Linked DNA regions of Mus musculus: region 1 is linked to region 2. Evidence: chromatin contacts called from ENCODE Hi-C or POLR2A ChIA-PET data. All regions are on one chromosome and are shown on one strand. Each heading gives the region's core, a stretch centred on a gene start or an enhancer-like site at or near the end of the contact. The rest is flanking DNA. Distances are from core to core; before and after follow the strand shown. Region 1 holds the start of Rwdd2b (RWD domain containing 2B). Region 2 holds the start of N6amt1 (N-6 adenine-specific DNA methyltransferase 1 (putative)).

What was found. Hi-C counts contacts between places; a loop is a spot of excess contacts on that map. ChIA-PET counts read pairs that join two places held with the same protein, here RNA polymerase II (POLR2A).
Region 1: a map of regulatory T cell shows a loop between it and region 2 (2.8-fold over the local background). The contact joins the promoter of Rwdd2b here to the promoter of N6amt1 in region 2. A Hi-C loop is called at or near these places in 4 of 37 maps with a recorded cell type or tissue (gastrocnemius, heart, left cerebral cortex and 1 more). POLR2A ChIA-PET finds 5 or more read pairs at or near these places in 3 of 5 experiments (Patski and embryonic stem cell).

Annotation. Positions count from the first base shown.
Region 1 is chr16:87,437,785-87,442,301 of GRCm38, forward strand. It overlaps Rwdd2b (RWD domain containing 2B), which reads right to left and starts at 2,808. Exons shown (of 5, transcript NM_016924.2): 1 at 2,653-2,808.
Region 2 is chr16:87,350,991-87,355,682 of GRCm38, forward strand. N6amt1 (N-6 adenine-specific DNA methyltransferase 1 (putative)) reads left to right here and starts at 3,195. Exons shown (of 6, transcript NM_026366.2): 1 at 3,195-3,396. The coding sequence starts at 3,263.

The sequences.
Region 1 (4,517 bases), core at 1,558-4,057, 86 kb after region 2:
TACTTAATCCCTTTATAAAATGAAAAAATTACTCAGCGTCTTCCCCGTCATTTTATTTTCATATATCATATGCTAGGGACCAAAACAGTCAGGCTACAGACAGCTTAGTAGATAGGAGTGCTGCCTGCTCTTCCAGAGGACCTAAGTTCAGTTCCCAGTACCCACGATGCATGGCTCACAACGGCTTGTAACTCCAGACCCTGCGAATCCTATGGCCTCCATGGGTGCCTGCAGATACATGGCACACAGTCTCTCTCTGTCTCTCTGTCTCTGTCTCTCTCTCACACACATTTTTTAATTAGGAGACAATCCATTAAAAATTAATAGTCTATGCAGTATTCTATACCTAGACAACTGATCTGGCATTTCTAGTTATGACAGTGGCCATTCTCTTTGAAAAATATAAACTATGTACTCAAAAGTATGCCAATGATATAGCAAGAGGAGTGGTTGCTACCAGTTACCCTGGAACCCAGATGAACAGGAGAAGAGAGCAAGTCATGTGTTCTTCTTTCAAGTAGATATTAATGCTTACTAGTCTTTTACGACTTTTTATTTACTTTATACATATGGGTGTTTTGTCTGCATGTATGTCTGAAGACTGTGTATGTGCCATACATAGGTGAGAAAAGGGAATTGAACCCCTAAAACTAGAGTTAGAAATGGTTGTGAGCTACCATGTGGTTGCTGGGAATTGAACCTTGGTCCTCTGGAATTGTGACTAGTGTTTTTTTTTTTTTTTAAGAATTATTTATTTTATGTATATGAGCAGACTGTGGCTGTCCTCAAACACACCATAAGAGGGCATCAGATCCCATGTGGTTGCTGGGAATTGGACTCAGGGCCTCTGGAAGAGCAGTTTATGCTCTTAACAGCTGAGCCACCTCTCTATCCCCCATTTAGTGGTCTTTAAATGGAAGAGCCAGGTAGATGTGTTGGCTCATTCAGAAAGCTAGAAAACTGTAGGTTCAAAGCCAGCCTGGGCTATAGAGTGAGACAAAACACAACAATAAACGGTGAAATAATGTACAGGGGGTGGGGGAAGGCCACTCCTTCCACAGCTCAGGCAGCCCCTTTCACGGTTGAAAGGCCCGAGCTTAGAAAGCTGAATCTGCAGAAGAAAGTGAAAGTATGGAGAGGTCATCCTCTATCGACAGCTTCCGCCCTTCTCTACCTACGTCCTGCATCCAAGGCAGTCTTGATGGTTCACATCAGAACACTACAGCTGCTGGCCAGGCATGGCGGCACAAGCCTTTAGTCCCAGCACTCGATTTAATTGAGGCATTGACTCAGGACACAGAGGCAGGAAGATGTGTGTGCAAGGCCAGTCTGGTCTATATTGAGTCTTCCATACCTGCTAGGGTTACACACTAAAGTTTAAAAAAAAAAATAGGAAGGGAAGAAAGAACTTAAGGAAGAAACTAGTTTAAGAAATATATGTAAACAAACAAATATTATAAAGCCGTTAAAATAAACACTGTGGGTGTTTGTTTGTTTGTTTGTTTGTTTTGGAGACAGGGTTTCTCTGTGTAGCCCTGGCTGTCCTGGAACTCATTCTGTAGACCAGGCTGGCCTCGAACTCAGAAATCCACCTGCCTCTGCCTCCCAAGTGCTGGGATTAAAGTGCTGCCTCCCACTGCTGGCTGCTAAAAGAAACATTGTTACTAATGTTCATGAATGGCTACCTTAAAACTGTAAAGGAAACAACAAAACATTGTTATAATTATCGGTTGTCACCTTTTTACAGAGTTTTGGATCACAGCCAGGGCCTGGTACCTGATCACACGTACATGAGAAAAGTCAGAAAAGGAATGTAGCAAGCAGTTGATAGTCAATTCAACAAAACTGAGAGATGGCTTCTGCGTCCTAGTTTATACACCTTCAGACTCTACACAAAAGATTCAGTCCCCATTTCTAAACTGGGAAGAATATGGCTGATGTGAAAACTGGGTAAGAATGTGTGGCCAGTCAGGCAGTGGTGGCACATGTCTTTAGTCCCAGCACTCAGATGGATCTCTGAGTTCAAGGGCAGCCTGGTCTACAGAGTGTATACCAGGACAACCAGGAAGGGATACACGGAGAAATCCTGTCTAGGAAGAACAAAAACAAAAACGTGTGGCATCAATGCTTAAAAAGATGGGTGGATTGCCAGCTGTAGTAGCACAGGTCCTTAATTCCAGTACTTGGGAGGCAGAGGTAGGGATTATCTCAGTGAGTCCGAGGTCAGCCTGGTCTACATAGTACACTGAAAGTTCTTTGCTAAAGTTACATGGCTTCAGTAAAATTTGCTTAGCTTTAGAGAAAATCTCATTGAGGTAGGGGCGGGTCATTCATGTTTCCGTGTGTACACATATACATACACACGCACAGAGATACACACACACACACACACACACACATGCCTTTGTCTCCGGAGAGCTGAGAGAAGCCACAGCCCCCATAGGATTATTTAAGGAGCTAAACCTAAACTCAGGTACCCAAGAGTTAACGCAGATACCCCGCACGCAGGCGCAGAATGTGGGCGGAGCCAGGAAACACCGAAGACGGTTCTGACCAATGGGCGGAAGTGCTGCTCCAGCGACCGCCCATTCGAGCCCCCATGGAAACATGGCCTTCATTCCGCTTAGCAAGGGCATCCAGTGCCACACTCACCCAGAGCTGGGGCTCCCGCACTGGCGACACCCCGGGGCCGGACGCGCTCGCAGCTCAGGTCTCACCCCAGAGAGAGAAAGGGAACGGCGCGATCTTTGAACCCTTCTTGCGGGAAGCCAGCGAGCGCTTTGCGGGCCGGCGCCTGCGCGTGAGGACGCAAGTCCCGGAAGCAGGAAGCTCCTCTCTTCTTGCTTAGCGTTCACGTCTGGAGCAGCGAAGGGGTGCTTTGACCCCCGCCGGTTGCTTTCTGGTCCTGGTTTTTATTCTTAATATTTCACCATCCCGGACTCATTGTCTTCCTGGGGACCGGGGCTGTGGCGGTGATACAGGACTGGCAAGGAATGCCAGCCAGCAGACAAAGAACAGATCCTCTTCTGCAGGTGGCAGGACTTTAATGCCTAATGCGTCTAGAAAAGAAGTATTTAATAGCTGACAGTCTTGTCATTCTCTTTTCTATACGTGACCCGTCCCTACAGAGAGAGAGAGAGAGAGAGAGAGAGAGAGAGAGAAATTCCAGGCTTAGGAAAGTGTTTGGTAGTTGCATTTTAACTAGGCTAGAAGTAAAACTCTGAGAGATTAAGTATGGTCTTAATCTCTTATTCCTACCTAACAACACTTTCCTAAGTAAGTGCTAGAGAAAAGCTCGGGGTCTCAAACAGGCCACCACTCCAACTGACGCCCCCGGGGACAAGGCAAACTTTAGTTGATCAAGTGGGCGCTCTCAGGAAAACGTGGACACAGATAGGAAATGCATTTGGTTTTGTTGGTGGTTGGCTGGTTGGATTTTTTTTATGAGGCAGTGTTTCCACGTGTAGCCTTGGCTATCCTGGAACTCTCCCTGTCGGTCAGGCTGGCCTCTGCCTCTGTCTCCACCGCCTACCAATGCATTTGGCTTTTATTTTAGCTCAGGTGGTGACTGCCTTTCCCCACTAGTTGGTGCCATACCTGGAAGTCTTAATTCAGTTTAGCTAGTCTGAAAATAATTGGTACATAGAACATGAAGGAGGGGGCGGTGGTGCACACTTTTTAATCCCAACGTGAGGGAGGCAGAGGCAGACTCAGGCACAACTCTGAGTTTGAGGCCATCCAGCCTGGTCTACAGAGTGAATTCCAGGATAGCTAGGATTACACCGGGAAAAAAAAGAGAAGGAAAGCGTTAGGGAAAAGGGTCACTGTTTTGAGGAGAGAAGGGTTACACTACTCTAGGTGATCAAATTACTGGGAAAGAGGGCTTTGCCATTTGTGTAAACAGGTTTAAACTGGAGGGCAGCGTCAAGCCTTAACGAGGTGGGAGAGAAAACTATTTGAATTCCTTGTTGGTTCTAAACACAAGTTTTATGTTATTTGCTAGGAGATGCATCTGATATTTCTTTCAGCAGGTTTGTTAATCATCAAATTAATGTGAAGCTTGCTGTTGTCCCTTCTTCAGGAGCCTTGCAGGCTGTGTTGAGTGGAGCCAACATAGGTCCACTGGAGCCATTGTTAACTGAGAATGTGGGCAGATATGGATTAGACAGTGGTGGAGATAATTCCAAATCCTGGGTTTCTAGAACCTTCCCTCTTGTGGCACTTCTTGTCTCTAAACCAGAGAGCAGTAAGACACTAAAATCGTGAGCAGGTAACTAATGTTAACCACCCTGGCTTTAAGTGGTCTTGGCTGGTAACCACGCTGGGAAGAGCTGTCAGTTTATCCCTGTTAATAAAAGGACAGAGAAAGGGGCTCCAGCATGAAAGTACTGCCTTATCCAACCATATACAATCCACTCTCTTTTCCTTATCCAACCATATACAATACACTCTTTTTTCATTTCTTTAAATCATTTTAGAAATGATTTATAAACACTTATTCATTGATAGTAGTACAC
Region 2 (4,692 bases), core at 1,945-4,444:
AGCCCTAATTTAAATCTCACAATATTTCAGTACTAAACTTAAGCAGGGTTAACTGGAGTGCTTACAGTTCCCTTATACTGAGTGATGAAATTATGTTAGGGTTGGAGCCACTCCTTCATATCACAAATAGAGCTGACTGCAACTTGTGATTTCCTTTAAAATATAAGCCAGGCTAAGGTGTGACAAGAACTATCTCTTACCAGAAAACAGAACAGGTATATGTCATGCTAAAATAGTCTTGGACCAAAGTCTTCATCAGTTTAGAAATAAACTTTATTGTAGCTTGCCATTGAGCTCTGATGCCTCTAAGAAAACTTAATTCTGACTACAAAGAGAAAGTGCAACCAGTGACCATAGTTAATGAATGACTGGTATATGATCTTAACACAATCTCACCAAAAACCATGACCAGTGATGGAACCAAATATTCTTACCATAATCAATTTTAAACCTCTTGGAAATATAGTATTACTGCACCAAACCAGAAAATCAAGTGTTGGTGGTAGTTCTGCACTCATGAAACCCATTTTTAGTTAGTTTAATCTAAAAGGAATTCATTACAGGATAGCCAAGGGGTAAGACAGCCAACTTTGAGAGGTTCAAAGATCAGCTTTGGAGTGAGCTTCCAAAAGTACCTCTTACAACTACACAACTGAGCTTCTGGCCCATTCATGGTGGTCAGAAAGCCACGGAATCAAGAATCCACTACCAAATGTGGACCCTGTGGACATAGATGGGCGTTGGAGAGAGTCCCAAAGCAACCAGAGCAGTCACCAGAGTGACTGAGCCCATCAGCATCAAATCCATCAGAAGTCTGAGCCCCGCCCCCAACTCTCAGACTAGAAGGATGAGTACAAGCACTGGGCCAGGGAATAGGAAACTATACTGAGTAGCTTGAAAGGCAGGTCAAGACTCCCTCTCCCAAAATCCTAAAAGCTGTGCAGGGATGTAGCTCAGTGCTACCGTGCTTACCTAGCATGCACAAGGTCCTGAGTTTGATCCCCAGCACCAAATCAACAGGGTATGGTGGGATAAACCTAGAGTCCCAATGTAGAGCAGGGGAAGGCAGGAGAAGCAGAAGCTCAAGCTTCTAAGCAACACAGCAAGCTCGAGGCCAGTCTGGGCTACTGAGACCCTCTCTCAAAAATAATAAGTAAAAAATAAATAAAAATAGGGGCCAGGCTGGGCTACTGAGACCCTCTCTCAAAAATAATAAGTAAAAAAATAAATAAATAAAAATAGGGGCCAGGCTGGGAATATAGTTTGGGGGTAAAATGTGTACATATCATGTCTGAAAACCTAGGCTCAATGCCCAGGATCAAAAACAAACAAACAAACAAACAAACAAAAGAGTGCAGCCATTCATGGTGGCTCATGCCCTTAATCACAGCACTTGGGAGGCAGAAGGTAGAAGCTAGGGGGGTCTCTGTGATTTAGTCAGACCAGCCAAGGCTATACAATGATACCCTGTCATCCCTCCCCTGCAAAAAAAAAAAAAAAAAAAAGGGGGGGACAATTAAGCATGAAAGTACATACAAGTCACAAAGGAAGAAATTCCCTAGATGGACATATGAACCCAGGCTTAACCTCAATCAGCAATCGGACCAAATCAATCTAAAACAAATCTCTAATATTAGATCAACTCATAAATCTGCCACCAAAAGATGTTAGGAGTATACACAAGTATGGTTAGTTTGGAGAGTGATGGGGCACTATCCAGAGAAACTGAACCGTATGTCCACTAACAGATCTCCCACCAGGAACTGTGTGTACAGCAGTGGGAGAACACTAAGGATGTCAGTCTCAAGAATTGCAACAGACAAACCTGGAGCAAAGTCAACCTTCACATACATAAAAACAAATCCTCTGGGAAACAACTGAGAAAGAACGGCTATTTCATTTCATTGCTTGTATGCCAAAGACATTTTAAGGATGCATGTGAAAATAACAAATTCTCGCGGCACATGACACTCTAAAAAAATATTTCCGTATTATATTTAGATGTTTGTGCATGTGTGCACATGTATGCTGCCATACCCTTGGAGGTCTGAGAACTCTAAGAATAGGTTTTCTCCTTCCACTGTGTGAGTCTCAGGGACCTGCTCCATGTGCTCAGGTTTGGCAGCACCTACCTGCCTTTTACCAGCAGAGCTTTCTTGCCATTTTCAAGTCTGTATTTGTGATGCCGCCAGAGAACAGAAGATTTAACTCCCAGGAACTGGAGTTACTCTGTTTGTGAACCACCTGCTGTGGGTACTGGGGACCAAATTCTAGTCCTCAATAATAGCCTTATTCCAGAACCATCTCTCCAGCCCCTTACATTTTTTTAAAGACTATGATTTTCTGTATGTTATTTTTTTGCCTGTATGTATGGGCACAACAGTGACACTGACGCAGGAAGAGCAACAACCTGGAGCTGGGGTTATAGGGAGTTGTGAGCCACCAAACAAAGGTGCAGGAAACCAAACTTTTGTCTTCTTCAAGTGCAGTACAAGGTCTCAACCCCTGAGCACTTCCCCAGCCCTCCAAACCATTGTCTCTGTTTTGTTTCATTGTTTTTCGGAGACTGGATTTCTTTATGTAGCCCTGGCTGTCCTGGAACTCTCTTTGTAGAACAAGCAGAGATCTGCCTGCCTCGGTCTCCAGAGTGCTGGGATTAAAGGCAAGAGCCACCACAGCCCAGCCCAAACTATAATTTCAATGAATGAAAGTGTTATCCATGTATAATATTGTCAAATACAAAATAAAAATTAAAAGTCATAAAAGCTGGGCATGGTGCCACAGCTTTTATAGTCCCAGCACTCAGGAGACAGAGGCAGGTGGAGGATCACTATGAGTTCCTGGCCAGACTGGCCTACATAGTAAATTCCAAGACAGTGAGAATCTGTATAACAAAATTAAGCAAATAAAAGTAGTCATAATCTTATAGATGGGTATTTACATTTCAGTTGCTTAAAAAACAATAAATTTTGTAAACACTATTTTTGCAAGTGCTTACAAGTTTAAAAGGGAAGAAACTTTCCAAATGTCATTAGAATAAAGCAGTCACCTTAGTACAAAATAACTGACGATGCTCAATATTAGGGTAGCCGATAAAAGTAAGCACAAGTTGAAAACGGATGTTAGAGGTTGCTTAAAAGTTCCAGAGAGCCCAACAAGCTCTTTCACCCCAAACGCCACCCAGTGTAAGACAAAAGCGCATGCGCAGCAAGCCTGACGCGTGCGTACTCAACGCCCGCCCATAGGAAGCGGAAGGGAAAAGATGGCGGCGCCGAGTGTCCCCACGCCGTTGTACGGGCACGTGGGTCGCGGAGCCTTCCGCGACGTGTACGAGCCAGCGGAGGACACGTTCCTGTTACTGGACGCGCTCGAGGCGGCGGCGGCCGAGCTAGCAGGGTGCGAGGAGGGTGCGCGCCTCAGGGGGAGAGAACGGGGTGGCCGGGAGGCGGAAGCCGGAACTTGCCGCCCTCCTCCGGAAGTGGTGGGCCGGCCTACTTTCTGGTGATTGACAGCAGAGAGGGGTAAAGGAGGCGTGTCCGGCGGGCTGGGGTTAGAGCATCGCTCAGATGTTCCTGCGGCTTCAAGGTCACCCTGCCCTGCCTTTTAGCTGTTAATCTGAAGAATGTAAACGCGCCTCTGAGGAGCAGCCGGAGTTTAGCAACCAGAAGCAAGATGTCCCAAAACTTTCCTAATTTTCTATTTTAATTTTTTTAAGTGAATATGTAAAACTCGCCTTAGTGCAAGAATAACATCCTCTAGCAAAGGAAGAACACATAAGGATCAGTGAACTATTAAATTCACTCAACCTAGTCAAGGAACAACCACTAGCCGTCTGAGCACTTAAAGTGTTATTGCAACTGGGATTTTTTTGTTTTGTTTTGTTTTTTAATTGAACTGTTAGAATTTTAGTTGCATGTGGTTAGAACTATTAGGGAAGGTTTAAATAGTCACGTGCCTCCGCCGGTAGGATTTTCACTAGCCTGATTTGTTGAAGGATTGGCCATAGCTTTAATTGACATAAATAGTAAATGCCCACATGTTAACTTTTCTGAGAAAAGAATTTGAGCTGAGAACGGGAAAGATGGCTCAGCTGGTAAAGGCACTCGCTGTCAAGCCTGCAGACCTGAGTTCCGGCCTCAGAAACTACTACAGGTTGTTCTTGGAGGTTCAGTTACAATGCTGAGGACCATTCTGCACACATACATATAATCACTCTAATAAAATAGTTTGCCGAAAGAATATGGGTCATTAACTTAATGGCCAAGATTCCTACTGGGTGTCTCCAGAACGAAATAGCCATCATGTTTATTTATATTGTCACTTTTTTTCTGCCTATAAAACCAGTCTTTCTTCATAGATGGTGGAGCATTTTGAGCTACTGGAATATCTCGTGGAGCACTGAATTGTAACTTGAATGCTCAAAACAGCTCAGAAAAATTTACAGCTACAAATTGCATTGCTTCGTATGCTGTAATAGAGCTGACCTTGTTACAAAGGCTAGGAATTCTAGTTATTTTTGAGACCGTAATGATTATTTCCATAAAGAAGGCACCTGGTAAGATTCACAGACTTTACTATGACCCACTAGTGGCTTGCGTGTCCTGTTATGTGGGTCACATAGATATGTGGCTGATTCTAAAGGTAAAAAGGAAATACTGTAACTTCTTCTTGAGTTGTTTGAACAGTTAAGTG